Regions from separate parts of the Homo sapiens genome. Here all the other regions are linked to region 1. A link is a loop called in an ENCODE intact Hi-C map of the cell type or tissue named here. Cell type or tissue: endothelial cell of umbilical vein. All regions are shown on one strand. Links, peaks and the distances in the headings refer to the core of each region. The heading gives the core; the rest is flanking DNA.

The links. Hi-C counts contacts between places; a loop is a spot of excess contacts. Peaks named below come from ENCODE experiments on the same cell type or tissue, not always from the same donor. Only the 100,000 strongest peaks of a DNase experiment are listed, where the experiment ranks them.
Region 2: a loop joins it to region 1, with 2.5 times the contacts of the local background. A loop is called at or near these places in 8 of 110 quality-filtered maps.
Region 3: it touches region 1 in a loop (4-fold over the local background); 3 of 110 quality-filtered maps call a loop at or near these places.

What each region holds. Positions count from the first base shown.
Region 1 is chr12:11,879,860-11,890,724 of GRCh38, reverse strand. ETV6 (ETS variant transcription factor 6) reads right to left here. Exons shown (of 8, transcript NM_001987.5): 6 at 6,138-6,280; 7 at 4,699-4,799. Among named protein-coding and RNA genes, the nearest start is that of BCL2L14, 190 kb to the left of the region's middle. RefSeq lists enhancers at 4,528-5,238, 5,265-6,464. In endothelial cell of umbilical vein, for the core only: no CTCF peak of the experiment used is centred there; DNase peaks (open chromatin) are centred at 5,144, 5,864 and 8,313; H3K27ac peaks cover 3,848 bases.
Region 2 is chr12:11,739,797-11,750,661 of GRCh38, reverse strand. All of the region lies in intron 1 of ETV6 (ETS variant transcription factor 6), which reads right to left. Among named protein-coding and RNA genes, the nearest start is that of ETV6, 96 kb to the right of the region's middle. RefSeq lists enhancers at 332-381, 4,431-4,650, 7,155-7,204. In endothelial cell of umbilical vein, for the core only: no CTCF peak of the experiment used is centred there; a DNase peak (open chromatin) is centred at 4,361; H3K27ac peaks cover 2,344 bases.
Region 3 is chr12:11,761,298-11,772,162 of GRCh38, reverse strand. All of the region lies in intron 2 of ETV6 (ETS variant transcription factor 6), which reads right to left. Among named protein-coding and RNA genes, the nearest start is that of ETV6, 120 kb to the right of the region's middle. RefSeq lists enhancers at 5,992-6,071, 6,082-6,161, 8,667-8,876, 9,207-9,256, 9,757-9,876 and 1 more. In endothelial cell of umbilical vein, for the core only: no CTCF peak of the experiment used is centred there; DNase peaks (open chromatin) are centred at 5,362 and 5,862; H3K27ac peaks cover 1,871 bases.

The DNA of each region.
Region 1 (10,865 bases), core at 974-8,973:
GGCCAGGCATGGTAGCTCATGCATATAATCCTAGTGCTTTGGGAGGCCAAGTTGGGAAGATAACTTGAACCTAGGAGTTTGAGACCAGCTTGGGCAACATAGCGAGACCCCACCTCTACCAAAAAAAAAAAAATCTGGGTACGGTGGTGTGCACCTGTAGTCCTAGCTACTTGGGAGGCTGAGGTGGGAGAATCCCTTAAGCTCAGGAGGTTAAGGCTGCAGTCAGCTATGATCATGCTACTGCACTCTAACTTGGGTGACAAAGTGAAATCCTAATTATTGGAAAAAAAAAAAAAAGTCTAGGCTGTCTGTGACGTAGTGAGCACCCTTTGGGATCACGTGGTGCATTAATGCATGACCACACGAGAAAGCCTTGGTCCAGACCATGTATATATGTTCTTTCTTTTACAGAATTAGATTTTACAGACTCATGAGAGCTGTATATCCACTTCCATTCCAGACTGTGAGCCCAGGAAATGGTATTCAAAACTTACTTAAATTTCAAAGGATATAGTTAAATGTTAAGTGAAAAATGCTGACAATAGGACAACTTAGTGGAGCTTCTGGAAAATTGGAAGGGCAAAAAAAAAAAAAAAAAAATCTTTTACAATGTTATCACTGATTCACCCAAAATGCCAGCAATGAACCCTCTTTAGTCTGTCTACCTTTGCAACTGGGGTGTACAGCAAGCCTCATCTTCCTGTTCAATGGGTTAAACTGGAAGTGACATCAGTGACATGTTTTGACCATAATTTACATGGCTCAGGAAGGCAGCCTGGTTGCAGATGTTCCACCTACACTGTAGGAGCACCCGTTCCAGTCCCCTTCTGTGCCTGCACACCTTTCTCTCCCCATATACTCTGCCCTGCGCCACTATCTTAGAGCTTACATTTTCTCTCATTCCTCCACATGCAAAAGCCTAAAATGACCACTCATCAAGTCAAAGGTGCATCCTTTGCTCTGCTCATCGGGTCTTTCTGCCATCTTTACCTAGGAAGCTCTTATTTTCCACTGTTCATCAGTATGAACCCAATGCAGTCTAGCGGTCTTGGCTCTTGTATAAATCATGGCGCATGCTCTCCCATGTATCTTTAGCTTTTCCCTTATCTGGAGCCCTCCTGACTCTTCTCACGAGTTGAGTCCTACTCATTCTTTGTGTTCTGTCTCCTCATCAAAGAGCTGCTTAATGGCACTAGTCCATGATTTCAACACTTAAACCTCCATCTTCTTCAACACTCAAACATCTTGTAAAGAGTATCTACAATTCAACACCTCACTTGATTACATACTAGGTCTTATACCAAGAAACCTTCATTTTGTGGCAAGTCTGGCTTCTAACATTCATTTCCTCAAAATGGACTAATCTCTCCCTCACTAATAGCACTATTCCTTTCTCTTACTGAAAATCTTTTATTGGAAGCCTATCAATCTTCTGGCTACTACTGCTTTTCCTGCTCATTACTGGCAAACTTCTCCAGCAGTATGATCTGTAGCATCTGCAGTTTTTCTCCTCTTTTATCCCCTAACTAAAATTTCTCCCTCCACATCCGAAGTCAATAAAGAGCCCCTCTAAGCCAACTCCACAGATGTCCTATGCTTGGCCCCCCAAACCACCCCTTTCTTCTTTTGACGACTTTCCCATATTAAGCTTCTGATATTCCACACCAGGCTGTCAATAAGCATTAACTGAAAGGTTTAATATAGAATGATAAAAAATAGAATCCTCTACCTTCTAGGAGCTTATAATCTAGTTGTCGGGGAGAAGGACTTGACACATAAAACTACAGGCTGAGCATCCCTAATCCAAACACTGGAAACACTTCTGGTCCCAAGCATTCCAGATGAGGGATACTCAACCTGTATTCAAAATATAAATCCTGTAGTCGCTCTAGCTACTCCGGAGGCTGAGGCAGGAGGATGGCTTGAGCCCAGAGTTTGAGGCTTCAGTGAGCTATGACCACACCACTGCACTCTAGCCTGGGCAACAGAGTGAGACCCTGTCTCTAGAAAAACAAACAAGTTGGCCAGGCACAGTGGCTCACATCTGTAATTCAAGCACTTTGGGAGGCCAAGGTGGGCAGATCACTTGAAGCCAGGAGTTTGAGACAAGAGTGGCCAACATGGCGAAACCCTGTCTCCACTAAAAATACAAAAATTAGTCAGGTGTGGTGGCAGGCACCTGTAATTCCAGCTACTATTAGCTACGGCATGATAATTATGAGAATTGCTTAAATTCAGGAGGTGGAGGTTCCAGTGAGTCGAGATTGTGCCACTGCACTGTAGCCTGGGTGACAGAACAAGGCTCTGTCTAAAAAAAAAAAAAAAAGAAAAGAAAAGAAAAGAAAAAGCAAATTGTAGTGTAGTTAAGGGCTCCAGGAAACCCAGGTGATGATGGAAGACGACAGCTATGTGTGTTGGAGCAGCTGAAGAAGGCCTCATTCAGGGCAACAGACTTGAGGTTGAGCCTTGAGGGTGTAGGTATTAAAAAGGCAAAAGTTAGTCATATACATTTCTGGCATAGGGAACTGTATTAGTGTTGTAGGGCAGCTGGCAGTTTGTATTATGGTTTCAGGAGGCAGCAGAGTGGACTAGAGACAGAAAGACGTTGTTGAGTGAATCCCGATGTGAATCATGAAGTCCAGACATCAGCTTCCACTGCCAGGGAAGCCTTTACTTTTTTCTAGTCTCCCAGATCTCATGAAACTGCTTGTCACTGAAAGACTCCAACCTGGGAACTTCTGGCAACAGTCCCTTCTGGGAAATGTAGTTCCCAGGCTTCTAGCCCCTGCAACACAGAATAGAGTGGGAATGGTGCTGAAGAGCCAATGGTCCATCTAGCACAATGACTGGGATACAGGAGGAGTCAAAGGGAACTGTAGTTTCAAAGTTGGCTGCTTCAAACAGCAGTGATGCCCCTGATGAGTAAAGAATTCAATAATTCTGGGTGGAATTTCTTTTCTTTTTTTTTTTTTTTTCTTGAGATGGAGTCTCGCTCTGTCACCAGGCTGGAGTGCAGTGGCGCGATCTCAGCTCACTGCAACCTCTGCCTCCCGGGTTCAAGTGATTCTCCTGCCTCAGCCTCCCGAGTAGCTGGGACTACAGGTGCATGCCACTACGCTCAGCTAATTTTTGTACTTTTAGTAGAGATGGGGTTTCACCATGTTGGCCAGGATGGTCTCGATCTCTTGACCTCGTGATCTGCCCACCTCAGCCTCCCAAAGTGCTGGGATTACAGGTGTGAGCCATCATGCCCGGCCTCTGGGTGGAATTTCTAATCCGAGACAAGTGTCTGTTTTGAAGATGTCATGTCTGAAATACTTAAATGTGATATTTAAGGGGACACAGCCTACAGGAAACTCTTGGACATTCAAATTTGGAATTTCAGGGAGATTTTAGAGCTGGATATAGAGATTTAAGAGCCTAACCACTGAGGTGATAAATGAAGTTGTGTGTCGGGATCAGTTCATCCACGAAAAAGGTATAGAGTGGGAAGAAAGGGAGCCAAGGACTGCGTTTAGGTTGAAGGATGAAGAAAAGCCATACGGTAGAGCCAGAGAATGGAGGGTTCTTTTTTTATTCCTTCTATTCTGTTTCCCTTTCCTGAAGAGCCTTTCCCGTTTCTTTTGAAGATCTTAATTGCTTTTACTATTCCTAAGTTACCATTCCTTCCCAATGCTAAAGACCAGATTCTCTGCTCTTTCCAATAAATTAATCATATCAGTGAGCTCATCTGTTCATACATGGTATCACTTCCTACCTGTATATAGATAATTCACAATCTACATCTCTAGCCCCATCTGCCACTCTCTTCTGGCCCACCTGCCAAAACTCATCACCCAAGGTTGTGTTTGTTGATCTCACTTCTACCAACCTGCAGTTGGCCCCGCTAATGACTACCACCAGCACCAGAGGTCTACTTCTACATCTCCTGATTGGTCCTTCAGATCCCTCCTTCTTCTTCCAGTTCTTTCTCCTCTCTTGCATAGTACTTGGAATTACAATCTATGTGGTGGCAGGCTAACTTGGTTGGAACTCATTATCTATGAGGAATTCTGGAAAGAAAAATTCTAGTGCAGCAGCTTGTAGACTTATTCTGACTACGATGCATTATAAGAAATACATTTTACATCATGACTCATCACGTACATACACACCTGGAACAACATTTTCATGAATCAACTGTCATTCTTGCTACATGTCATGCAGTCTGGCATTTTCAACTCTATCCTATCCTATCCTTATTTCATTAAAAAAAAAAAGCTCTGATGGACCCATTCAATCTATTTCATGACTCACTGTGGGTCATTACCTGCATTTTGACAAATACTGGTTCAGAAAGTTGCCTTACAGCGATGGTAACCTGGAAGTCTAGGTTTAATTCCTTGTTTTGCCATTGACTTTGTGCTTTTAACTACACCGGACTTTAATGCCACATAATATTATTTGGTCACTGCGTTATTTTAAAGGTGAGTCAGATTCTGTTCATTTAGTTTTGGCTTTATTACAGGACAGACATAAGTTAAAAAAATATTTTCCTTAAATCCTAACAAACCAGTACCTGGTATCCAGTTTGTAGCAATGATTGGCTTTGGGTATCCGATAGGCAGGTAGAGATCTTAACAGTCTCCCCCCACTCCCCGTTATTTAAAGAAAACAGCATCCTCCCAAAAGAAGGAAAGGAGAAAAAGGAAGTGCTACCTGAACAAAAGCCTTTGTCCTGGCTCCTTCCTGATAATGTTTAGTTTGTAGTAGTGGCGCAGGGCTCTGGACATTTTCTCATAGGTCATGTTTGTTCTGTTCTGTTTGTTCAAAGGAGGAAGGGAGAAAAAAAGCACAAAGACACAATGAAATGAACCTCAGAAAAGGCACTGCGGGAGCTATTAAAATAAAAGCTCTTCAGCTGCTGCCTGTGGCCCTGCCAGTTTGGGAAGCTACCTGCTAATCGGCTGCCTTCCAGGCACATCTGTCCCCACCCTTTAGCTTTTTATATTCACTGTCACCAAGGTTTACTCCTAAGGTGAATCACCCTTTGTCCGAAGTCCTGGAGCCCTAGCTAATAAAGCAGATCCCATAGCAGCCTCGCTTATTTCCTTTTCCCAAGACCGCTCTCTGCTCCGCCTGAGGAATTTCCTGCAGGTTCCCCCTATCTCTGGGTCACCCTTCACCTTCTGACCCACACAGCATTTCTTTTTTTTTGTTGCAATGACCTTTTCTCAAACTTGTGTTTCTGGTCTGTCATTTTAAGGAAGACAATTCTTTTGTTTAAATTCCTGTTGTGGAAGCAAGAATACAGTGGTTCTGGGCCCGAGGCAATGGTACAGTGGGAGTAGCAGAGGGATTTTTCTCAGTGACTCACACATGGAAGTGTCTGTCAGTGGGGCCTTGCCATATTTGGTCATGGTCTGCATTACCCACTGCCTTCTTAGAAGGCTGCAGGTCTGGGCACACCTGGCTGGGCCTCCCTGCCTTTTCACTCACTCAGCGGATTGGGGTTGTGCCACCATGCCAACATCAGGCTTTGCTTCAGGTCCACCTATCGACTGGCCTGGATCACGGTTACCCGCTTTTTACAACTGCGCACTTGAGCAGTCTTCCTTACTGCAAAAGACTTTATTCAATTCCATTCCCTCCTCCCAGTTTGGGAAATTGTGGGGCAAACTTCTTGCATCGCTTGCTTATAAAGGGGATGTTTTACAGTCAGAATCTAAGTATTTTCTATAAAGAAATGGGCTTTGGGGAACATGGGAGTTTCTAACTGAGCAGAAAAGTAGTGGCACTTCCCAAAGGTCCCCTGTGAGTCAGAGAGTCTTGCTGTACTTCCCTTTTACCCAGTTCCTAACAACAGTGGAGGTGGCGGGATCAGGTCAAGGGGAGTGGAAACAAGAGTCACTCATGATGCAGCCCAGCAAACCAGGATATGTGAGTTAATGGGCACCTGGTCTCAGGAACAAATGGCAAGATGCATCTTTAATTATTTCCTTCCCTTTGCAACTGCCTAATTGCTTGCCCAGCAAGGAATAAACTAAATAAGTATGGGCAGACGTAAAAAGCAGAAGACAGACGATTATCCTCCAATCCAGGGATAAGGACTTCATTTTGGCACTAGTTTATGGAGCAGATATCTGCTGCCCTTTTACCTTATGGTTTCCCCACAGTCGAGCCAGTCCGTTGGGATCCACTATCCGGAATATTTTGGATTCTTTGTCCTCCCATCGGATGAAGTTTTCGTACCGGCTGTCAGAAAGCAACTGATAGACGTAATCCCAAAGCAGTCTACAGTCTACAGAGGAAAAGGGCAAGAAAACACTGTTGAAAATGTTTCTTGTTGAGGCACTAACCAGAAGAATCAAAAAAGAATCCAGCAACTGCTTCTGCCTAGCTTGGGTTGACTGATTGTCTAACTAACTTCCTTGTTTTACCGGGAAGAAACGGAGGCCCAGAAAGATGGAGGGAGGTCCTGTTGTGTGACCTTTGACCCACCGGAGGCCTCAGAGATGATCCAGGCGACAGCCTCCCTCCACAGATGATGATACAGTGACCCAGAAGTCCACGGTCGTGACCCAAACTTAAACCTGGGCAGAACCCATGTGAAAGACGGGAGGCAAGTTCTAACTGAATCAATGGGCTCTGAATGTGTGTTAAATGCAGGCTGGAAGGAAAAAAGGGTGGAAAGAGGGTCCTGATGGTTACAGAGAGAGCTGTGTGGTAAAAAATAGTGGAGTGAAAAGGTTATCCTGGTGTTGGTGGGAGATGGATGGATAAAGATGAGAAGGCTGGGGTAGGCTAAAACACAGCAAAAAGGAGTGAGGAGTGAAAAATGGTGGGAAAAGAAAAACTATGTGGCTTGGTGACTCTGACTGTGGGAACTGTGGCTAGCATGGTTTCAAAAAGAGATACAGATATTCTCATTCTATCACATTTTGGAGGTCTTTAAAAAATGTTTTGATATAGTGGATCATGGCAGAAAGGAACCCAGTGCAAAAGTCACTTTCTCCACTTGCAGAACTGATGTTTGAACATTTAGTCAGGCAATGGATATTTTATTAAGTGTTAGGTGATTTAATATGGACTAGGCATGGTGTTGGGCCTTGGTTTTTGGCTGTGGGCTAGTAAATTAAAAGAGAAGACATGGCCGGGCGTGGTGGCTCACGCCTGTAATCCCAGCACTTTGGGAAGCTGAGGCAGGTGGATCACTTGAGGCCAGGAGTTTGAGACCAGCCTGACCAACGTGGCGAAACCCCGTCTCTACTAAAAATACAAAAACTTAGCCAGGCATGGTGGCGTGTGCCTGTAATCCCAGCTACTCAGGACACTGAGGCAGGAGAATCGCCTGAACCCAGGAGGTGGAAGTTGCAGTAAGTCGAGATCGCACCACTGCCCTCCAGCCTCGGTGACAAAGTGAGACTCAGTCTCAAAAAAAAAAAAAAAAAAAAAAAAAAAAAAAAAAAGAAGAAGACATGATGTACACCTTCCCCTTGTTCTATGACTTTCTGGATGTGTGCTGTGAAGGTGTGTGGTTGCCCTCCAGCAGAACCTGGAGAGGCAGCTGGGGACAGATGTGTGCCTTCTAGGTTGAGTTAAAGGTTAACTGGCCTCCAGATGAGGAGCAGCACCAATTTCCAGGTGTTCACTGCATGGTTCTGGAAATGCCCACTTTTTATAGGCACTTGTCAGAATGGCTGGTGATGGAAGATCAACTACTGAATTACAAGTATGAACTCGGCACTTTACCTGTATTATTTCTGATCCTCAGAGAGGTTGAAATAACTTGCCTGAGGTCACAAGGATTTGCACTCTGGACTCCTGCACTACAATGTTCTTTCTTTTTTACTTTGGGCAAGGCCTAGGCCTGGCACATTTGAAAGGGGAGTGTCCAGTTGAGACTTGGAATATATTACAGCCAACACATCCGCATTGCAGAGAAACATACACCCTTCTCTGGGGGTATATTTACAAGGGGAATTCAGTTGGGCCACCCTGGACACGCTTCTTAATCTTCCTGAGGTTCTGTTGCCTCACTTATGAAGTGGGAATAACAGCACTTACTTTACAGGATTATTATATTAGTGATAATGGGAGGGAAGAGAAAGTAATAAAAATAACAACGGTATTTAGTGGGTGCTATTTGTAGGTACTGTGCTGTGGCTTCGACAAGCCTGGTTACATCTGACCCTTACGCCGCCTTATGAGGCAGGTGCTGTTGCTATTCCTATTTTATAGATCAGGAAGCTGGGGCTGAGAGGGTTTGATGATTTACTCAGGAGGACACAGCTTATGAATGACACACAGGATTCTTGGCTGTGCATGACCCCAAAACCCATGCTATGACACACTTCCCAATGCAATTTCTAGTCTCAGAGAAACTCGTTAATGGGTGTATGTTTATAAAATCTTAGGACTTTCCAGAACAAAGTACACCTGCTCAGTGTATCTTTTCTGAACTCCAGCGTTCTCTTTGAATAGCAGAAGACACTGGCAGAAAACTGTGGCATTTTCCAGAAGCTTAATCTTTCAAGGAACTACCATTAAATGTACAGCAGCCCTAAATCTTTAGTATCCCTTATGGAATCCTTTCTTCTGTATTATCTGTGTTTAAACATTAATGTGGTGTGTCACTCATTGTGTTTTGGAAAAGGACAAGTGGCCTCCTTCTTAAAACAACAACACCATAGTCCTGGACTTTGAACCCCATTCTAACAACAGAAGCTGTCCAGCCACTTCTATTGCCCACCCCGTCTTGCCATGGCTGCATTCTGTATTGCCAGGGGATGGGCTGAGGTGGGGGTGTGGAGAAGATGAGCAACCCAAGCATCTTAAGTACCTTGAGAAATCAGTGTCCTACTGCAGACTGAGAATAATCTAGCTCGTTTTACAGGCATTTGAAGGAGGATGATTCTAGTTTCTAAGCAAAGCAGTAAAAAGTGGCAAAGTGTCTTTTTCCCTTGTAAGCATCTCCTTGTCTTGAATTACTTTCTCTATAAAGGGAAAATAGAGATCTGCTGTGGTCTGAATCTTCATGTCCTCCCCAAATTCATCTGTTGAAATCCTAACTAACTACCAAGGTACCTTTGGGAGGTGATTAGGTCTTGGGGGCCCCACCCCTGTGAGTGGGATTAGTGCCCTTTTAAAAGAGGCCTGAGAGAGACCCCTCACCCTTCCACCAAGTGAAGACACAGCAAGAAGGTGCTGTCTATGAACCAGAAAGTGGGCCCTCACCAGATGCCTCATCTGCCAGGGCCTTGATCTCCCCAGCCCCCAGAACTGTGGAGCAATCCGTATCTATTGCGTACCAACTACCCAGTCTACGGCAGTTTGTCAGAGCAGCCCCAAAAGGACTAAGGCCAGAACTCAGCTGTGGCTTAATATTTCAGTATTTGTCCTACTATCAAATGGCAGACACATTTTAATTTTCCATAATCTCTTCCAACTGGAAAACATCTGACAAAATCACATATTATCACATACAGTGCCTGTAAATTAGGGTTGGGTGTGGTGGCTTATAATTATAATCCCAATGTTTGTTTTGGGAGGCAGGGGCAGTAGACTTGCTTGAAAGTCCGGGAGTTCAAGACCAGCCCAGGCAACATAACGAGACCTCATCTCTACAAAAAATTTAAAAATTATCCAGGCGTGGTGGTGCATGCCTGTAATCCCAGCTAGTTGGGAGGCTGAGGTGGGAGAATTGCTTGAGCCCAGGGGTTTGGGGCTGCAGTGAGCCATGATCAACCCACTGCACTCAGCCTGGGCGATAGAGTGACAGAGTGAGACTGTATCTCTAGGGGGAAAAGAAGCCAGTAAATCAGGACGAACGAAAGTAGTTTGTGTGCAGCCCCTCCTATGTCTCCCTATAGGTTTACAATCATTTCCATTGCAAATAGGCTGACGACGCCATTGGATTCCTCTGGATTGGGAATGTGATTTTCTAGTGTGTTCATTTTAATAAATTTCAGCAATTAAGAAACGACCTGGTTGTCTTTTACAGTTTCATATAAAGACATTTTGCCCATATGAAGGTGGGTGACATCATGGCAGCCCTCTTGACTCTAGGCGGAAGGCACTCCACTCAGAAGCCTACTGTAGAGCAAAAAGAAAGCGGACAGTTCTCTAACCACAAGCATGGGCGTTTTCACTGCATGTTTCTGTTGCTTCTCTTTTACTGTAATGGTACATTCTACTTCTCATAAAACAGTGAAACGTGAACCAGACCATTTCTCCAATGTAAGGGCTTAACCTGCACTGGGCTGCCATGTTGGTTTTTCGGAGGCATCAAACTAGGACCTAGAATGTTATCTACTTATCAGATGGCAAAAGGAAGGGCAGGGCTTACCAGAGAACACCGTTTCCCTATCAGCTTCAAGAACATTTGTATCCGGCAAACTTTTCCTTTCATAAATGTGAAAACAACCCCAAACAAGCTGCCAATTGATCATTTTAAATGACATTTAATCCAGCAAAGCCAACTTTAGCTGAGTAATAAAAATACGTTGACATTCAGGACATATTGAATTAGTCACTAACGGAGACAGCAATAGGAATTTTGTGGCATAAAGCAGTTGTTTCAAGCTCAGAGTATAAGTGGCTTTTATAACATTATTGATTGTTTTGTTTCTTTGGTAAAAATTATGCCTAGATGATAAAAATAACTGCCTGACCACACAATAGATTTTTTTTCCTTTTTTTTTTTTTTTTTTTAAACAATTGACATTCAAGCCATGTCAGTTATTTTTGTTTCTAAGATTTCTATTAAATAAAAGGCAGATCCTCTTTAGGTTCCTAGATCCTTTAGAGGTTGTTGCCACGGCTCACCTGGAATTTTTCAGCCTTTTCGGAACCCATGCCTGCACAGATACAATGTTCTTTGATCA
Region 2 (10,865 bases), core at 998-8,997, 140 kb after region 1:
CCCAAATCCCACTATATGTCTAGATATCTACCGTTAACTTTATTCTCGGAAATAGCTTTCTGTTTTGTTAGGGTTTTTGCAGAAGTGAAACTTGGTGAAGAAAACATCGGGCAGCCAAAGGGTCTTCAAATGGTGCTTCATGAGTGCAAGAAAAAAACAAGACAGCATTTCGAAATTCAATGACTCTTCTTTCCCTTGAAGCAAAGAGAAACTCACAAGACACTCTGGCTAGTCCATGAGAGTGAGGCCGCCTCATCCCCGCCTGCCCCAACTCCACCAAGGCAAGCTGGGAGAAACCCGGCCCTCCATGCTGACTGGACTTCATTTCTTAGGAACTCCATCCCCAGCCAGCTGACAAAAGAGTCTGGCTAGCTATTACCCTGAAAGTGTATATACTGTAATTTACTAAATTATCATTGCTTTGGACCTTCCTTTCAACTGTGCTCTCTTTAAAAGTAACCCCTTGGTGTGCTTTCACTTCTACATGGTTCCCTGACCTTACGGTGAAACACCACACTTCTGCACCTGCTCTGGGATCTGACGCCATCCCCCGCAAACCCCGTCCAAACAATTTTAGATGGAGACAACTGCTATTTCATGATGAAAACTTATAAAAGGAAGGCCAGAGATGAAGAGACTGTGGCCCACTGATCTCCTCACATTCCTGATGATGGTTTCTACTCAGCTGGAGGACAGTTTTCCACACCATAAGCTCTTTTTCAAAGGCTCAATGAAGAGACTTGTCAGCAACAAGAGAGGTTACCTTGACCAAGACGGACAAATGCACAATGTGCTTCTAGGGCCCCGAGCACTCTTCTAGTAGCCATGGCACACCTAAGGTAACTCTGGGCTTGGTGGCTGCAGAGCACTTGGGGACCCCAAAAGGATGCTGTACAGTGAGTGGGCTCTGTTCCAAGGAGAACAAAACACACTCTTGGGAATCCCACACTACAGAGACTCCTTTTGTCTCTCTTTTTGTGAATCTCTAGGTTGACTCTCACAGTGCTCATTTTTCACTCTATTGCAATAACCTCGCACTTAACATCTACCCTGGCACATCAGCAGACTATCAGCAATTGGAAAAATTAACCAAATACCACTATCTCAGATGGAGACATCTAGACAGAGAAGTTTAAGGACACTAACGTCTAATTTCCCAAATAAAGGGAACCTCTTTACTCTCACAACTGCTTCTCTGGTGCGACCCCAACAAAGGAGGGGGTGGTGGTGAGAGTCCCACCTCTAAAGCAAATTGTCAGACAGATGAAAACCAGAGCTGCTTTCTTTCTTTTAACATTATGGGGAGTAGGGGTGTGTGTGTGTGTGTGTGTGTGTGTGTGTGTGTGTGTGTGTGTGTGTGTGTGTGTGTGTGTATGGGGGGGATAACGATTTTCCCAAGAGGATTATAACCGCTGCTCTAATTAAATTAAAATGCTACAGACAGTGATATTAATGTATTCAAGTGTTGTAGGGGGATAAACTGCTGGTGGAGGTCAATGATGTGACTCAGAATGCCGTGATGTGGTTACATTATTGTTTAGATGCTGTAAAAAATAAAACACGCTGCTCTCAAATTTGCAGATACAACCTATCAAGCCAACCAGCTGAACAAAAGGGAAGCACTGCAATTTCTGAGGCCAATTGTAATACCTATGAGCAGGTTGTCAAGGAGGCGGCACAAAGCGCTGGGAAGAGAAAATAAGGCAGAAAACTGTTGTAGGCAAGAGTTGAAATGTAAATTTCACCAACCATTATAGAAAGCTTTAAAAAAAATAATGAAGTATGGAGTAGGGTTGTCTCTTGAAAGCGTAAGGACTGAAGCCAAAATGAGCTGCGTTCCCTCTCCCATTTCTCCCCTAGCCATGAAGGGCCAATGAAGGGTACCCATCTAATTCTGCTCATTTTTAAACTGAATGCTTAGGAGCCCGTGACTTCCCTGTAAAATAGGTGTATACAGTCTGTGCTCAGTAGGAGAATGGCATTTCTCCACGTTCCCCCACACCCACCCTCAGGTTGCATATTACAGAAGAGTCAAAAAATGAATATTATTACCAAAAGGTCTTTCCTCTTCAAAATTATTCAATATAAAGCTTCCATAAATCACGGGGATCCCCTAGCACATTTACACATTTATTATTATACCCTCTGAAAAGGCTGAGGGGTTGGGAAACTTAGAGCCTACTGCTAACTAAATATTAACATTCTGGAAATAAAGCATTTTTGGAATTAATTAAAACAGAAATAAAGTTGGTTGTGCTTGCAAAAAGATGGTTTGCAGGTAATTTCAAAGATTTCTCTGCTGCAGAACTGAGATGTCCTTGATATAGAAACTTTTCCTGGAAATTGTCCCTATCCCCATTATAAATGCCAGGACTGCCCCCAGTGATGGCTTCTGAAGCCTAGTTTGAAAGTCCTGAGGAGGAAGAGTGTCATGGACACAGGATAGTGGTCATTTCCCCACAGCTAGGGTAAAAATGCCACAGGCATGCTTTCATCCCATTGCACTTCGGTGTCCCATCACTGTGAAGAAACCTGCAACCCAGATAAGATGGAAAACAGCAGGCACCAGTGACAAGAGTGGTCATGCCAGCAATATTCAGTATTTTGAGAGAAGGATCTCTTTTCCACCCTGCAGGTGTTTAGAAAAGCTGCCTGAGAAAGCTGATGCTTGTACCGTCGTCAACTTCTACAGATTCAACAGAAGAAACCTCTCCTATGGGAAGCTATTTATTGAAATTTATTAAAGTGAAGTCTGAATACACAAGTATTTAAGTACACTCTTCTGGCTGCAAAAATTTCAAGTGGTGGTGATGTTGGCTTTCATTAAGTAAGCTTTTATTAACAAGCTATAGACACATTAACAAAAAATTGAATACGCTGAAATTTGAGCTCTAGAGTTTTCTAGGTTTCTGCCACCAGGAAAGCACAGATATACACAAGAACCTAAAGTAATACACTCTTGAAAGTCGACATTTTTTTCACTTGAAAAAAGCTATTGAATATTTTGTCCACTCCAAAATTCAGTGAGACAAACGTAAAGAATTTGAGAGAAGATGCAAATGCCAGTCTTCTTTTCTAAATAGACATTGTACACACAGCCACAGAGAGTAACATTTTTGGAATCTCCCCAGAAAGAAAGAGCATACCCTAGCATCTCGGCTAGAAAGAACACCACAGAGACTCAAATGCAAATTTTGATGTAGCAAAATCCACATCCACCAAATCACAGAAGTGAAGTTCATGATTTCTTTTCATCCAGAGAGTTACCAGAAGATGGTTTAGACATCCAAGATGGTATAGGGGCCCAAGCTGGCTTTCTTCTTGGTGTCCAGTGTCCCCCCTGCCCTGAAAGCAACATCCCTCTGGATGCTAAGCCATTAATTTTTACAAGCCAAATGGTGTTTGGGTCTCAACATTCATCTTGCAGAATACATATCAGTACTTCCAAGGGGAAAAAAATGAGTGTACCCTGTGAAAATGAGGATGGGTAGGAACTATACTCCTAGCATCTGAAGTCTCCTCTCTAGGTTACCCAGATGGCCCACTCAGCCCTTGGGGAGAGGGTACGCCAGACAAACCAAACTCAATGTTGCTGTGGGGATCTTCCAAGGAGCCCGCTTCACCAGTCTTAAGGAGTGCCCTTTCTCTAGTTTATGTAGATGGTTCAGGACGTGAGATATTCGGATTCCTGTTTAGAACTGAAATTGTCCCTTTCTTCTGCCTTTCTGGATGGTTACATCCTAAAATCAGAAGGCAGTATATTGCTTCTGTCAAGCAGATACAATTAAGTCAAAGCATCTTAAGTCTTCCTCTTACCCAGACCTGTATTATCTTTGCATAGTGAGATTAAAAAAAAAAAAAAAAAAAAAAAGAGAGAGAGAGAGCATTAGCAATAAGCCCTGCAATCAAACATCTCTGTAAAAGGTCATTGAGTTTTTTTTCTCCCTATGATTAAGAAATATTTCAGCATCCATCAAGGGTCAACTATGAGGCTAGGCCTATAGCAGGCATTACAAATTATGCAATCATACATCCTAGAATTTCCAGGATGGTCTCAATATTTAAAGTTCCGTGTCCTTTTACCCATAAATACATATGGGTAGTTGTATATAAATACTTAACACCTCTCAGAACACGTGTCACAATTGTAGCTGGAAAATACAGTCACTGCCACAATCAGGAAAGAGAGCTAGCATTAAGTGAGCATGTGGTATGTGTTCCCATGAAGCCTTTATTTTATTTCAGCCTCACAATGACCCTGCAAGGAAGGCATCGTTATCTCCATTCCGCAATGAGGAAACTGACTTGAAAACCGCAGTTCCAGTCACTAGCTTGGGAGATGGTGTGGCTGGTATTTGCGTGCAGACTGATCTAACTTTACTTCTCTGAACTGCTTTATAATGCCAACCAGTCAACAATGACTTCACAATGGGGAATTCCAAGAGACAGGTTCAAGCTTGTAAAAATCATAGCAGCCTTCGAATATTTCGTTGCTCTGCATCCTCACTCCTCACAGAATTCCAGCAGGATTCTTGAGGGTGACTCAACAGAGCTGCCTAAGCCAAGGCACCTACCTTCTTATGCATGTTGCTTATCCTATGGGTAGCACAGACTGAGGGGTAAATGCATTCAGCTGACGGAAGGGGACTCTATCTGATGTATGAGAAAAGTTCTCATGGCATGACCCCTGAGCAGGAGTAGCCATTCGAATTTATCCAGGGATCTACATTAACCATGGGACACAATCAGTAGGACCAAGAGGGCATTTCCAGGTTGCTTATGCAAATGATAACTTGGCCGTGGCTAGAAATCTCACTGGGCATTTTTGAGTACAAACATATTACTTTCTATCCTAACATTGTCTTTAACAACAACGGAAGACATTTCCCTTGTTCTTATCTGCTTACCCAAGAGCAGCAAATCTAAAAGTACAGGTGAGATAAATAGAAGCAGTAAGGAGGAAAGAAGCCTGCCAACATCTATTTGGTGCCTATAGTGGGCAGATCTCTACACCAAGAAGGAGCTGAGTCTGCCCCCAGAAATCACAGTGGCCGCAGTCCAAGCAAGACCTCTCCAATGGCCCAAAGATGCACATTCCCAAGAGGGGAATGGATGAAGGCATTAAGGATATATGTGGCCTGTGGGGGAAAAAAGATTTAAAATCTTCTCGGAGATGTCTTCAAATATAGGAAGGACAAGTCTAAGAGAGACTCAAGGCTTGCTTGTAGTAGCAGAGGACAGAGCCAGCAACAGATACCGATGCACTAGAAGGAAGGCCTTTCAAACAGCTGAAGTCTCCAGATAAATGGGCGATTTACTGTTCTCCTAAAGCTGACTTAATGCTGAGGCTGAACAGTTACTCTAAAACACGTGCTTGCACTGGGAAGGAGCTGGAGTAGGAGAACTTAAAGGTTCCGTATAACTGCAAGATGCTGGTTCTATACAATCTTATCTCCCCTGGTAAGTTAGAGCTTATAAATTACAGTGTGGGTAGAACAGCTCCAAATAAAACACGGACACCACAGTCCCCTTCTTTATCAATTACTCCCCTATGCCTCCTCACAGGATCCTAGGGTTCTACTGAATATAATTAGAAAAAGCACTAGTTTCTAGAATTAGGAGCAATTTCTTTAAAGACAAGCACCAAAGCAAAAAACTTAAATCGACTTCTTTATTGTTCCCATTTTAAAACATTTTAATTAAGATACTTTCCATTCTTGACATGCCATGAAATTCTCTCTTTTTTTTTTTTCCTGAATTTCCTTAGATATTTCTAACATGGATAGTAAGCGGAAAGTAAAACTGTGATTCCTTGTCACGTCAGGCTGTGGTTACCAGGGAGGTCTATGAAGGTGGCCCAGTTCATGTGGCTGGAACCCAGTGTGGATGTACACGCAGGCAAAGTTACAAGCTTTGAACCTGCATGGGAAAATTTAAATCACACCATTCTGCAGCCCCAGGCTATACCTCTAATCCCTGCCATGATATAGAGGATTGCCTTTGCTCAAAGCAGAGATTAGATGAGCTCAGCAACACACATCACCACTCCTGGAAACGCCATAAAAGTGCATGTCCTACTAACAGCAGGTCAGCAGCATCAATTCAGCATAAGAAAGGTGGTGTGACTTTATTTATACAGAACCATCAGACGTCACCTCTGGGGAAGAAATAAAGTCTTGCTGTTGAATTTATCCAGCAATGCCTCTAAGCTTGTGATCCACCTTTTGAAAGAGGGTCACTAAATCCTTTCTTCCTAGTTCTAACAGCAGAAGAAACAGGTACTGAAATTAACAGCAGCTTGTATCCTGGGCACAACAAAGTGGCCAAGTTCAGCTCTTTATTAGCTGCTTTCTCCTCCATTAATGCTATTCCCTTTAATGGTCTGGCTATTATAATTAGCCAATCTGCGTTGTCCCTGCCTGGGGCTAACAAGTAATGAACTGAGACAGTTGCTATTTAGTTGTATCAAGGGCACCATTAGACAGCGCTTCTCAATCTCCCCCCAAATGAGAGATACCTTCCAGGCATGTACTATTGCCACGTGACTGTTCTTGTACGTTCCCTCACAGTGGACCTGGGGTGGGAGCTTCCCCAGGTTTTAACTCATGAGACTTAAAACCTGGGCAGAAGGAAAGGATGAAAGCAAGGCTCCTGCAGACACTGGCAGCCCAAAGGGCTTGGAACCTGAGCCTTAACTATTAACTCCTCCCTCCCTTCACCTGCATTCTTTGCCTCTTCGTAAACCCTTCGCCTCCTCCTCAAGTAGCTTTCTTCTTTGTGCCACAGCATCACTGAGGGCTTTGCTCTTTTTTGTGTCCTTCTTTAACGGCTATATCCTGGAAGTCTTGTAAAAGGAAGAGAAAGAAAAGCGACGGCTCAGACTCACAACCCCAGCGAGCTGCAACTCAGACCTCCTTCAAAACTAGAAAGATGTTTTGCCCTGTGATTTATCTTTTCGAAATGTCTAGAGCTTAAATGGACCACACATGCCTAATAAGAAACTTGAGGTTTTAAAGATGTGACATGAGAGCCAGGGGAGAAGATTTATATTCTCATTCAAATGAGGAGAGTGTGGAGAACCGCTGAATAATGCCCTGTACTTGATACTACCCCACTGCTGGCCCAGGCTCTAGGCAGCCCCAGCAAAGCTGTTTGTATGAAGACACACCAGGCTCTAAGGGATACCCCAACCCTCACCCCCATCTGTAAGGAAGAAGGCTGGGTTACAACCAGGACCACAGTCAAACTGAAGAAATTCCCTCGCTCTACATATATCACATAATTCCTGGGTCACTTCAGGCTCCGAAATAAACAGAAATAGGAAAAGCCTCATGAATTCTACCTACAGTAACAAGCGCAAATGAGTCTGGAAAAGATTTATATCTCTGGAAAATGTTTACTACCAAAATAATTTTCAACAAAACCAAACAATACTGTACTTAAAAAGCAACGTAAAAGAAATGAGTCAATGTCTCCTCAGTGTTGCTGTGTGAGAGATTCGGATAACAATACCCAGCCTTTGTCGTCACACGGTATTATCTCAAAGATAAAAGAGGTCTGGCGCAGTGGCTCACACCTGTAATCCCAATACTTTGGGAGGCCAGGGCAAGAGGATCCCTCGAGCTCAGTAGTTCGAGACCAGCCTGGGCAACATGGCGAAACCCCGTCTCTACAAAAAATATGAAAAATTAGCCAGGCATGGTGGCATGTGCCTGTGGTTCCAGCTACTTGGGAGGCTGAGGTGGAAGGATCACTTGAGCCCAGGAGGTTGAGGCTACAGTGAGCTGTGATTGTGCTACTGCACTCCAGCCAGGGCGACAGAGCAAGATGCTGTCTCCAAAAAAAAAAAAAAAAAAGAAAGAAAGAAAAGAAAAATGAGATGAAGCTTATAAAATATTTTGATCTTCTTGCAACAAAGGTTCTCTACTAATGCAAGGTGTTATTATGATGAAGAATTTGAGAAATCCCAAATTAAACATTACTTTTTTATGTAAGCCTTAAGAATTAAACTTGTCTTTATGTTGTAAAATGGGAAACTAACTTAATTCAAAAGAAGACTGAAGATTGACAGTAACTGGGGAAGGAGGCAGAATTTATCCTCTTCCTTTTATAACTCGAAAAAGTAACATACAAACAATCTTATATACTGATTAGGAGTGTTACACACCTGTGTTTCCTTTAAAAAAATTTTTTCCAGAAGTCATAATCACCTTGGCAAGTAATTTCTACCTATACTTGTCAAATATCATAGAAATTTCCTGATTCTTAGGAATAGGGACTCAGAAAAGGCATCATTCCCTTCATTGTGGTCATGGGTAGAAAGTCTGGGGAGTTTTGTTTCTGACAACTAATTACTAAAGCAAGTTCTACTGACAAGGTGACTACTACCCTGCAAATGCCACCAGCATTAATACCATTCTAAAAAGTAAATGAATGAGAATGGAATACAGAAGTGTGTGTGCATGACAACAGTGATTAACGGAATATTAAGCAGCTTGAAATAAGAAGGAAACTCTTGTAGCCCTGTAGTTAAGACCAATTAACAGTTTATTTTACATAAGATTCTGTGCCTTCATTAAAACTATTAGTGTGCAACAGTACATAGAAAATATGCACTCAAGATCAGCTAACAATTCAGGAAACATTTTAAATCAGGCATTCTGGCTATTATCTGTGTATTAGAATCACCTGGAGAAACTTTAAAACACAATCCCAATAGCCAAGTAAATCTCCAGGGATGGGAGCCAGGCATGAACGCTGTTAAAGCTCCCAGGTGATTGCAATATGCAGAGCTAAAGTTGCGAATCACTGTCTTAAATCAAGACATAAATAAGCAGAATAAATCAAGACATATGTTAAAGGATTCTCTTTCACAATAGGTTTTAGAAACCTTATTAATCAATTTGCTAATTGTCCTTCCCTCCTGAGTAAATTATCACTGTCCTACCTTTAACCATAAAATAGAGATTATTTGTGTAATACAGGAAGTTCCTGAATGATGACTACCTGACCTACATATGAACAACTGCTCCAAGCAGTGCCTGAGCCATGGTTGTTATTTTCTCCCTATTGCCTCTGCAGCTCCCCCCATGTCCACCCCAAGGAAGGCTTCTCAGCTTCACTTTCCGGAGCTCCACACGGAGCAGTGTCCTGAGCACTGGCTGCACTTGTGTGTGGCAGGAGCAAGACAAGGTTAATAAAAAACAAGGAAGAGGAAAGGAAAACCCACCCCACTTTTGGCCTGCATTCCCTTCCCTCTCTCGCATCCAAAAGGCTGTGTCTGTCCATCTTCATGTGATCAAGCTCCAGACCACTTTCTCATGCTGGAGAATGGAGAGATTGGAGATTGGGGAACCACTGTTCCCTGGGTGAGGGGAATGATCCCACATGATGGCTGTCAAGGTTGCTACAGAGATGCACCTGTGCCATTTTAAAGGGGCCAGTGGGACACATTTTTTTCCTTACAGTAACCTTGCTACTTACCATGGTTCGGTCTTTATTTTTGCACACTGCACTATCAACTCATTATAATCTGAAGAAATGCCTTGAACTCCAAGCAGCTGACTAGTTAGTAAAATCTTAGAACCCTAAACAACTAGAAACCTTGAGCCTACTAAGGCTTTTCCAAGATAAAAGCCCTTCAATTACATGCTGCTATATCCTCCTAATACACCCACGAGTCATGTCACTAGAACTAGCACAAAACCTACCTCACAGATGTAGAAATTGAGGTTGAAGGGCTAAGAAGATCCCTGAATGAACCACATAACTGCTCTGGATGGGGCTAGCAGTCCTAAACCCAATGTTGTCTTCTTTCTCTAGAGTATACCCTCTGCCTATAGTATTTTAAAAACTCTTGGCCATCATGATAAAGTCTACGTACAAAGTGGTTCTGAAGGGTAAAAGTAGTTTACTCAAGAACCCGGCGTATTTATTTACTCCTTCCTTAATAAATTTTTTTTTAAAAGCCTCTGGAAATTTAAGTTCTTCCTGTAAAAAAAATTCTCAACAGTTTCTGAGCATCTTGATATTATTAGTAGTATTCTATCTATCCTTCCTTTAGACAAAATGCAATTCTAAACAGTGATAGAATTAGGAGAACAGTGGCATGAATATGGCTTTAATATCTGAAATTCACTGGGTTGTTCAAACTACTAGAGTGGGTAGTAATTCTCTTTGCATCTTTAGAAAGCAACTTGCAAACCAAGCTGTGAAAGCGTGCTACAGCATCAAGTCTTACTAGGGGCTTCAACAACGGTTCCAACATGTAGCTGCCAACAACTGAAATCTATAAATAGGAAAATCTGGAAAGTTTAACAAAAAAGTTGAAGGAGGGACTCTGAAAATCACTTGGAGCTTATAGGGTTGAAACAAGAGCTAGACGAGCACTAATATTTCCTTTCATGCAGTGGAATTCCCCTTTGGTTGTATTACTTTATATTCCTTGCCACAAGGAAATGAAATCTACACTGACGATTACGGAGATTTCTGCCTGGCGTAAAGGTACAAGGACCCAGCAGGCACAAATTCGTACTACGCACGAATGTAGTTTTTTGTTCCCATGAGAATCAGTGGTTTCTGAGTGGGTGAAAATGCATTTTAAAATCATTCTGATTAACAGAGGTAAAGCTGTCCTCTCAATTAACTTACTCTTATTAAAACCTATTTTCCAACCCTCAATTGTCATAAACCCATCCACATAAAGCAACTTGTTAACACAACGGGAAAAATTATGACTCTAACTTTTGAAGTCCAGCAACTTTCCCTAGAAAGTCCAATAATGCTTCTGATGGATCCCGTAAGGCACTGTCTAGACTCGCACTGTCCCACAGAAATATAAGGGGAGCCCCATAGGTAATTTAACA
Region 3 (10,865 bases), core at 1,934-9,933, 120 kb after region 1:
CTTTAACAGAGATGAATCACACCTTCTACTTTTTAGGTGTCTGAAAGTTTTTATACACATGATCACAACATTATCATACCTTTGATGGTGTAGGAAAAGGCACACTGTATTATATTTAGTCATCTACCTTTCCTACTGCTGATGTATCATACTAAGGGCTTTCAATATAATTGGATGATTGACCATCAGCACTGGTGGGAATTTGAGAATCTGGAAAATAAGAACCTGCGAGGTGATTTCCTCATATCACAGTGTCAGAGCTGGGTCTGGAGGCCAGGCTTCCTGACTCCAAGTTACATTCTTGCTCCACTGCAATATAGTTCTTTGCTATGCAAGTCTGATTAAACTTTGTATGAATTTAGTTGAAATCTGAGAGAACACTGCATTCTCAGAAGAGTCTTGGTTTACTCAGAGGGACCCAAGTGGTTAAATAGGACATGGTGTTGGTTATATGAACTGAAACTTCACGGCCAGAATTCTACAGGGAAGGGGAGTGTGGATCCATATTTCTTGATTTCTTCCTATTTGCTGTGAGGATCCACTTTCTCATGGGAACCTGAAGCTCTTAGTGTAGAGTTGTCATTGGCGCCATGTTGATCCGTTACCATGGAGATCACTCTGGTAACATACAAACCTGCCACCAGTCCAGACACACAAGTATCTCATTCTGACTCCCAGAAGGGTTTCTCTACCCCCACTCCCACCAGTTTGAAGTTTATCTCTGCTGAGATTTAGCTCCAAAGTATTTAGAGTTTGACTTTTAAATATCATTAAAAGTATGACTACTCAGACAAAGTGGGAGATACTGAAAAGGTGTCTCAAGATTTTAAAGCAACAAAGTTGACACACAGCAATGGCTCCCTAGGTTAGAGTTACAGACTCAGTTCTTACATTAGTTGACCAAAGAAACAAAATTACAGTGTGGAGTGGGACACCACTGAAATCACTGCCTACCCTACCTCTTATTGATATCTGCAATGCACTATTTTTGACACAATATCTTGCTCATCACGGTAAGCTGTAAAATGTGAAAGCACTGCTCAATGTTAATACCTACAAAGTCCTGCTATGTTTTCAGACACTGGAGTTCCTATATATGGCAGGTCAATGGCAATGCTGTCACAACCAGTCTCTAATGGGAGACAAATAGACTAGATGTTGGTCACAAGTTAAAGCATGTCAAAATCACTAGGCAAGGCCATTGGATCAACCATGAGGGTGCCTCAGAGCCATTGCATAGGCATTTTTCCTTTTTTTTTTTAAGAGATGGGGTCTTGCTCTGTTGTTCAGGCTGGAGTGCAGTGGCACAATCATGGCTCACTGCAGCCTTGAACTCATGGGATCAAGCAATCCTCCTGCCTCAGTCTCCTGAATAACTGGGACCACAGGCACGTGCTGTTACTTACTCATTAGCCGTGACTTATTCTTTATTCACGGAAGTCAAAAAGGCATTCTTTCTCAAGCATCAAAAAGGCTACATTTGTGCATGGGTCCCTGACACCTTTCTAGAAGAAGGTTTATTTTAATTTCCTCCAAATCCTAAGGTTATTGGAAGATAAGTAGAGGAAGGGAAGGAGGAAGGGCCTAACAAAACAAGTCTAGCATCCGGTTGACAGTGGCTAGATATGACCCTCTCTGTCAGGAATTCCAGAAGTCACAGAAGGAAGGCTGCAACCGCCATACTTATGTTCAGAACCCCCAGGCTTCAGGATGGGCCTGGATCACATGGGGACAGAAAGTTATCTGGCTTCCTTTAACATGGGCATAGGCAACCCAGCATCTAGTAAGCGTGAGGTAAGTGAAGGAGGGGGAACTTCCTTCCTCTGAATGCCCATCCTGAAACCCGGGCCACGGCCTCAGTCACACAGAGTCTTGGTGGTGCAGGGAAACTGTCAGGCACGTGAGAAGGCACTGTCACCTCCCAATATCCAAAGCAAGGCCTGATGGTCTACTGGGGCTCTCAAGGCCAACGAGGCTTGTTCCTTTTCCCCAGAGCTGTTTCCTTGCATTTTCCTGATTACCAGCACCTGTGTCTGAAGAGCAACGGCTATGAAGAAGATGATATAACTCAAACTTACTTATGAGCAACTTTCTACCTTTTTTTTGATTGAAAGGAAAGGATGGTGAATTCCATCCACCTGTCAGTCATCTTGCCCCGGTGACAGCCTGTTCAGCCTGTGACTCCTCTGTCTGTACCATCCTCCTCTTATCGTATTCTTCTCCCGTGCCACCTGCCCAAGGGCACAGGTAAGAGACACACCCAGGGAGTCACAGCTCTGGGCTTCAGGAGAGCACACACCTGTTCTGAAGACAGCTCTTATTCCAAATAAGAGCTACCTCCCTTCTTACTTCCAAACGAAGTAAATAATCAACCCCTCAATGTCTTCCACCTTCCCGCACTTCCTCACCAGAGGAGTGAAGGGGCATGTTACAGTCTAGATCTGGTCACAGCATTTCAAGAGTATTTTCTTTTTTTGTACCTTAAGCTCAAACGGGGAATATGAAGGAAAAGAATTTTTTAAAAGACCCCACTGGCTGCTATAGGCCAATGAAAGATTAAAGTGAAAGATTAAATTTCTCTGCAGGAAAAATGACACCATTTCTCCCCTTACTATGAACTCGAAATGACACCTACATAGTATTTTGCTACACGTGCCAAAGAATAACTTAGTACTGTGAGTCTTTTATAATCAGGTACCATCAAAATCGTTTTTTTTTTTCTTCTCAGATTTTCTCCTGGATGTTATCTGTGTTTTAAATAGAAGTGAATTTTAAGAAATATTTTGGCCTTGATTGAAAAATAGTTTTGAAAGTCCATATTCTCCAGGGAAGAAAAATGAGATTAACAATGAGAATGAGGAAGACAAGTAAATTCTGGAACTATCTATGCCCAAATAAGTGAAAAATAATAAAACTCTGGACTTCAATAATAGGACATACACTAAAAGCTTATGTGTACAGAGGAAAGCTAATAAAATCAAACACAGAAGCAAGAACAGATGTATGTTCTGTGAAGAGCTATGTAAGTTTTAGATATTTACCTCCTGTAATTACTACTCTACTGGGCACAGTAGGTGCTCAATAAATACTGGTTTTGATAATTATTATCCAAGTTTTTTCTCTCTTATTCTGAGTTCCTTCCTTGCTTATCTTTGTACTAGCACTGAGCCTACGGGTTCTTCAATCAATCCTTGTTAAACAGAACAAGATTTGAATTTTCTTCAGAACAAGCCCAAGCAGTCACAAATGGTATTTCCAAGGAATTTCACAAGGAGAAAGAGGCAGTCAGGTGCTGGCCACCTTCTTTATGTAGCTGGAATGTGGTAGGCAGATTTCTGTCCTAATATGCAAGGTGTGGACAGAGCTGGCCAGTGGGGTTCCAGGCCAAGCTGGCCCCAGGATGAACTAGAACAGGCTCTCTTTCAGAGGCAAGGGCAAGGGTGATGTTTGCTCAGTTTATCACCCAGGTATATTATTTTCCACAACGGAAAGTTGCAGGCTTTTTTGCCATTTCGAGAGTATGCAGACTATGAGGTTAATTTTGTTTCTTTTTGCAGCCCTGGTACGGGTTTGACTTCGGTTCTAAGCATAAGGTCAATTTAACAGCAGTCAAAACAGTAGGGGTGCACTGAGGGGATAAAGAACACAGGCTTTGGAGCAGGCAGACATGAGTTCAAATTCTGGCTCTGCTACCAGCCAGTTCTGTGGCCTTGACCCAATTACTTACCATCTCTAAGCCCTAGTTTCTGTATGTGTAAAGCAAAGATACTATCAGCTACCTGCCAGGCTTGCTGGGAGAATAAAATTAATGAGGAAATTTATTAAAGCACTAGTAACACATAGTACACACCCAGTAAACTGTGACTTTCCACATGGTATCTAAGTTTTCTGGTACCTTGGTTTTCTCCAATCAAAAAGCGTGCTTAGAAGACTGAGGCAAAATTGCTAATAGTTCTTTACTAATACAAACGGAAAGATAGAGGAACAATAATGCAGCAGTCCTAAAACTACATATCAGCACATTAAAAAAAAAAAGAATCAAATTAGCAGAACCAGTCAACACTGGGACTGTACCATGGAAGCCAATTTGGACAAGGAGAACCATAACGGGAATGGCTTAAATGAGCAGCCATTTGGAAATATCCTGAGTGTTCCCTGGAGCAGCTGGGAGGAAGTAAACCAAAGCCCCAAGAGAACCTTCTCTTGAGCAAACTCACGTTCAACCCATGATCCTAGTCATTTTCATGTCAGCATTCAGAGACCCCCTCAAAACAAGTTGCTATAGATGACATATCTGGCAAGCACCCATTTTTCCTGTTTACATCAGATATACTTATTAAAAAAGTGTAGCTTTTTCATGCAATCTTCTTCATCAGACAAGCTCTTATACAATGAATATTTCTTCCCTACTCTTTAGAATAAATCCTATAAACAGCTGCTAAAGGCAAAAACCTCTTAAAACTGATTATACAATGTTAGAGTTGGACAGAGTTTATTAAGGTCATAGAGTTTGATTTCTCCCAGTTTTACAGATGAGCAACTGAGGCTCATCAAGGTTAAACAGTTCATACCAAGTCACAGGCAACTGAGTGACAGCCAGGATTGAACCCTGGCCTCCTGGCCCCAAGTCCAATATTCTTTCTGCTATACCATGCGGCCACCTGAAACTTTCCACTTGTTTATTTTCCCCCACAGAGTCGAGCCATGCTGCACACATAGAAGACTTCTACTAAATATTTGCCAAATTGATCTACAAATTCTACAATTCTGCTGTCTTAGCCTAATACTATATTTCAGTCTCCAGAGATCCCAATAGTGGTTTAATAAGAAGTATGAAGGCTTATAGGAATTCACAAAGTGCCTCTGAAATCATAATCTAATTTCCTCACAACAATGTGAAAAAGGTATGACTGTACCCATTTTAGAGATAAGGAAACTGAGGCTGGGAGGTTCAGTGACTTGTTCAAGGTTACATTGCTGGTTGTATATTGTTAGAGCTGGCCCTTAAATTTAGACAACTGATTTCAAAGCCTGTGCCTTTTTTATTTCATTAACTTAAGCCTAATTAATAATGACTGTTCTCACGCCCCAAATGATACCGCCATCCTTCTTTCTCCTAGCCTGTTCCATTAAAGAAAAAAATTTAGTTCCTAAGGCATCATCATGTCAATTTCAGAAACAAAACAAAGCACCACATGCAGGCTGATGGAACTGAAGAAAATGACATGTTCAGGTACAAGAATATCGTCCACCCAGCACAGAGCCCTATTTCCTTCAACAAAGCAAAGAATTCAGACCCAGCTCCCAAGACCGGAATAGCACTTACATTTACTGCCTTCAAGATTTTAAAGGCCGGCCTGAGGAAATGGCTGCATTCTCCCCTGACTGCCCGCCCCCACCCCATTGCTGAAGACGTCTTCAATCATTGCTTTATGTCAAAAGGGGAAGGAAAGAGGTCATTTCTGTGTCTTGGCAGCATAGGGCTGTCACATAACCTATAAGGCCTCCACGCAGGTCAGGGATGGGCAAAGCCACAAAGCAAGGGAGCAAGAAACAGGCTCCCGGCCTGGCTGCCGGCTGCTCTCGAGAGCTGTTCAAGATGGAGCTGGTGGCAGCTAATGGCGGGGGTGGGAGGAAGGGAAGCATGAAGAAGGCTGTGAAGAAAGGTGTGGGGGGACGGATATAATCCGGCATACAGAAACCTGTCAGGATGGGATTTATTTTTGTTCTGTGAGGGAGTATAATAGGGCTTTGCCTGCACTCTCAATAGCTGTTTTGAAGTGAACCCGGCTGGTATGTCTTTAATTTGTCATTTCATTATGAAACTGTTTCCCTTCCAAGAAGCCTTCAAGTCAGGAAGCTCTGTCTGCCCACACAGGAAATTCCTTTGCTTCAACTTCCCCAAAAAGGAAATTTCCCTCAGAAGTGAGCCCAGCATATGCCTTTGAGCAGAGCTGCTTCAAGAAACTTTGGCAGCTGAGTCCTGAAAACACCCCTTGGCTTTCTGCTGCTGCTGGGATGTGTGGATAAACAGTTCAGCTTTCACCCAGCAAGTGGGGACCCCACCGAAACCGACCCTGGCCCACACCTTCCTCCTGCTTCTTCATTCTCCCGTGCCCTTGCTCTTCATCACCTCCTGTGAGCCGCCAAGAGTTTTAACCCTGCGAGAGGCAACCAGTACCTGCGGCTTTCATGAAGAAATAAGCATACCTGCATCACACAGACGCTCACACCCACCACGGGACTGTCCCAGGACAGTCTCAGCACAAGGTACCTACTCTCGTTTCCCCCTCAGTCTCATACACAAACTTGAGACTTCTGGCAGAAAGGCTGCAGCATTTCAAATGAAGAGGGCACAAGAAAATAAAATGACAAATTATAGTTCCTAAAGCACGTATGTTACCAAAGTACCTTTTATCCAGGGTGGTGGTGGTTTTTTTTTTCCCCATGCACGCTTTCCCACTGAGGATTTTAAGTAAAACAAGGAAGGGGGAGATATCTCAAACCACAGCCTTACAAAAATTAATCTCTCAGACATATTGTGAATGGTTAAGTGGTGAGAGCCCACAGCAGCTGTGCTGAAGTGAATAAGATACAGTATTTTATGAAGCTTCTTAGCAAAGAGGCATTAGCAGGAAACTGCCAGATTCACAGTTAAGTTTTTAATTTTCCATTTAAAATCACTTCATTAAAAAAAAAAAAGTGGTGAAAAGGAAACAATACAGAGACCTAAAGCACAAAAAGAGAGAATGGTATTGAACCTGAGACTGCGTATCAAGCAGTGGGGACCAAGAGAGACGTAGACAGATGAGGATCTAAGACGGCCCTGGATTTTCACTTTGCAATTAGATTGCATTGGAATGGTAGGGGGATGGGGTCTGATCTTATTACACTATGTATGTGCCAGGGCTCTGAAAGGGACAGTATTTACCAGGAGACAGAGCAAGGGACTAGGGAGAGTCATATAGTTCACTAAAATCTGGATATATAAACCCTGAAGTTTTGGGTTGTGGTAGATGTTTTCTGTGGGGTAGCTTTAAATTTTTATTTTAGTGAGTTATTCTGTTTTTCTGAAATTTGTGAAGCTTTAACCACAGTCAGATCTCAAAGGGGAACTCAACACTATTCTTCATGTTCTTAAAGTGAAGAGATTAGGCAATAGGGCTTTGGCTTCTATTGGAAGGCAAGGTGTATATTGGATGGACCTGTCTCCCACCTACCACCTCTGTGACTCTGGTCAAGTTCCTTTTCCTCTTTAAGTTTGACTCTTCATCAGTAAGATGAGGATAATAAAACCCAGTTCACAGGACTGCCTAGAGGGTTAAATGATACAATACATGTGAAAAGCGCCTACCATAAGCACTCAATAAATGGAAGTTATTATTCCACATGGAGAACTACAAAGGATCTTTCCCCCAAATTCTGCACACCTCCTCCCTGTCACACACACATAGGCCACCCAGCTCTGGTAGCTCCTTCCCCAAGGGTCAAGATTTTCCTGACCACTTACTTCAACTCAAGACTTGGATTACCATGCCCTTTATACATCTGCAAGATCTTGGCATTACGATCAAACGTGATCATCCCTGAAGTAAAGACATTTAGTGAGAATGGTTGAAAGGCTTAAGGATTCAGATTTATACTCCCAAATTCACTACTCCTGTCAAAGAAATGCAGATGACTTGCACATTCTCAAATCGCCAGTGTACTAGAGGAGACCTGACCTTCTTTGGCCAAGACTGATGATGGCAATGTCTTGAGAGCAATGGCCACGCACAGTAAGTAGCAGACTGCTCATCCTGGCCTCAGAGCTCCAGGCTCACAATGTTTTGTCTAAATCAGGAGGCCTGGATTTTCCATCTAGTTTTCCATCTGTCTTATCCACAGAGAAGGCCAGCCCTAAGCAAATTATAGTGCTTATTTCCAACTCTACCCACTCCGTGCTGGCCACGGTCCTTCCACTTCAAAAAATTCAGGAGATCTGATAAGCTAATTTTCATTAAGATATTAGGGACTTGAGGTATTAATTATCTCTCTCCATAACTATCTCCTGCCATAATGATTTACTTTTAAAAGTGGAGCTATGTGGAAATAATGCCTGATCCAAAAGGAATGTCTCAACAATGGAATTTCAGGCACCCTGGTCATTCATCGTGGGAGATATTTATGTTCAAAGCACTCTAAATCATTGCAACTGGGTGACCACATTCCCTGCTTAAGTATAACATTCACCCCGTTCACAGTCAACTATAAGCCCTCTGTCCTGGGTCCAAAGTAATGCTATCTGAACAATAAAGGTTTAGAAGGCAGCCACTTTCTGAATCTCAATACTCCTTTAGCAAACAAAGAAGTACCAGACATGAGAGAGCTACACAGCGTCTGCACAGTGCCAATGCTACAATACCCAGTTGTATTTCAAGTTCTTTTCCCCGATCACTGGGGTGGCAGGAATCGTCACAGTAGTAGGAATAATCACAGAAGCTTTGTGAAGCAGGTATCTGGAATAACAGCTATAAGACGATCCCAACGAAAGCACGTGCGTGCACACACACTTGGATTCATCTGAAGCAAAAATTTTTCTCTAAGAATCAAAAGAAAAGCTTATTTTCTTTCATAAGGTCCAAAATCTATTTGATCAGAGACAAATTTCACATCTTTTTAGGTTTTTGTGGGTCTCTGAAGCTCCTCTCAGCACTTGGTCAGGGCATTCCAGTAGTTTCATTTATAACCCATGAGTCTCAAGTGAAGAAAACCTCTCTCAGGGAATTCCTACTTTTGTGTTCCTAAAAGACCTTTAATAAAACCCCAGATACCTGGATGAATATTTGAATCACGGCCAAATTTTAAGGTCAGCAAGAGCCCCCACGAAAAATGCTTGACAGAGTTGTAAATAGGGGAACGAGAACTGCGTCTGTTCAGAGAGGGGACTTTGTGAGGTGGCTTCACTACCACCTCATAGGAGAAGTGAAAGGAGTCAGTGTGGGAGCTGAGGAGTTCAAGAACAATGGCGTGAAGGAATCAGAATGAAAAAGGAAAGCATTTTCTCCCCGACTTTGTTCATATCTAGTGGGAAACCATGCCTAACAGAGATGAACCTTCCAACCCATCCGAATAACAGGTTTGGGAACCTGCACCACCTTAGGGTTCCTTCCTGAAGCAAGGCATGCGAGGAGGAGGAGGAAGGAGAAAGAGTCATTTTATGTCCTCAAGAGGGCTGGCACCAAATCACTTACTCATATTTGTTTCTCTACAAAGAGTTCCTGATGTTGGTGACTTAAGAGCTACTTAAGGAGAAAAAATAAAACCCCTCATCAGCTTTGGTCACGAATCACTGCTGCTTTGGGCGAGTCTTTTCTCCCTAATCTTACACCCCCTTTTCACAGCCCATGGCAATGAGTAGATGATTCCAGCAACTAGTTGAGGGCCTCTATTTAGAAATACTTTCCTTGGGTGTGAGTTTTCATGCCCAGGGGATGGTATAAGTGTCACAGATTCTCTCTGCTGGCTGAGGCGGATGGAAATGTACTTTCAAGCTCAGCATCAAAGCCTTCACTTTAGAAGCTGAAAGCCTTCATTCCCTTGCCAACTGTGCTTTTTTTCTCCCATAATTAATTAATGCAGTATTAATTGTGCATGTGCTACGGAGCCGGCTAAGGGAGGATAGTGTGGCCCATCCACGCAGATCAGCTGGCTCTGTAAAGCCTAAAACCCAGTGGATACCATCTCCAGAGGGAGAAAAACGCAGACTGAAATTTTTTACAGGTTACAGGAAAGGCAAACACGCCTTGAGTTGCAGAGGGGATTGCCGCTAATCACACAGTTGGGGTCAAGTAGATAGTTAGCAGAAGCCACACCTGTGCATGTTGCATGGGGCAAAGGGCCAAGCCACAGACAATTCTCAGGCCAGAAAGGGGGCTATGAGAACAGGGGAGCAGGCCTGTGATCTGGCTGTAAGGTCCTGGGAACCAGCATAAGGCAAGAGTGGCAGGGACAGTCTTTAGAAGCCCTGCAAGGCCTAGGAGCTGGCACCAGTTCTCATCCCACAAAAGCATTAACCCGATTTCAATCACAGGAACCATAGGGAAATGCTCAACAGAGCTGGGTGTTGGATTTCCCTATTTCCTTGCAGGAGGGCTTCCTCCCAAAACAATCACAGGTAAAACGAAGGACAATTTCCTGTGTCATGAAAGTACCACCATCTGCACTAAAATTTGATGTTGAGTCCTAAAAATCAAGTGAATGATCATGAAATCTGGCATTTACAGATAATGTTCCACTGCTGATACCCCTTGTGTTTCTCTTCTGGAATAAGAGAACAATGCGACGATTGAGTTGGGGAGAACTTAGGAATCATATACTCAGGCCATTTCACTTTGCAGATGTGGAAACCACAGTCCTGAGAGATGGAATGAACTGCTGGGATGACCCAAGTAATCAGCCACGTAGAACCAGAGCTCAAGGAACTGACCCCTACAAGAGCATGTTCTCTGCCCTCTTACCCTGTTGTAGCGTGTTCTGGCACACATGCCATGTGGGTAAACTAAGGCACCAAACGTCAGGCAATTTTTCTGAAGCGTGTTGGCTTAACACAAATTATCAGGAAGTTCAGTGTTTTAAGGTGTAAACTCAGTAACACAATCTTCATTCAATCACAGCATCTTTCTTACTGTTTAATAACCATCTGTGAGGTAGATCATCTCTTTAAAAAAGATGGAAAATAATAGACAAGGAACCTCTTTTTACTTCATTTAGTTTTGTTTCTAACACTCCAGAATTTACACACATACCTGAGACTATCTGGCAGATAACAGTGTGCATACAGGATTGGATATGGAAATTTATCTTCCTTCAAGTTCAAAAGATAA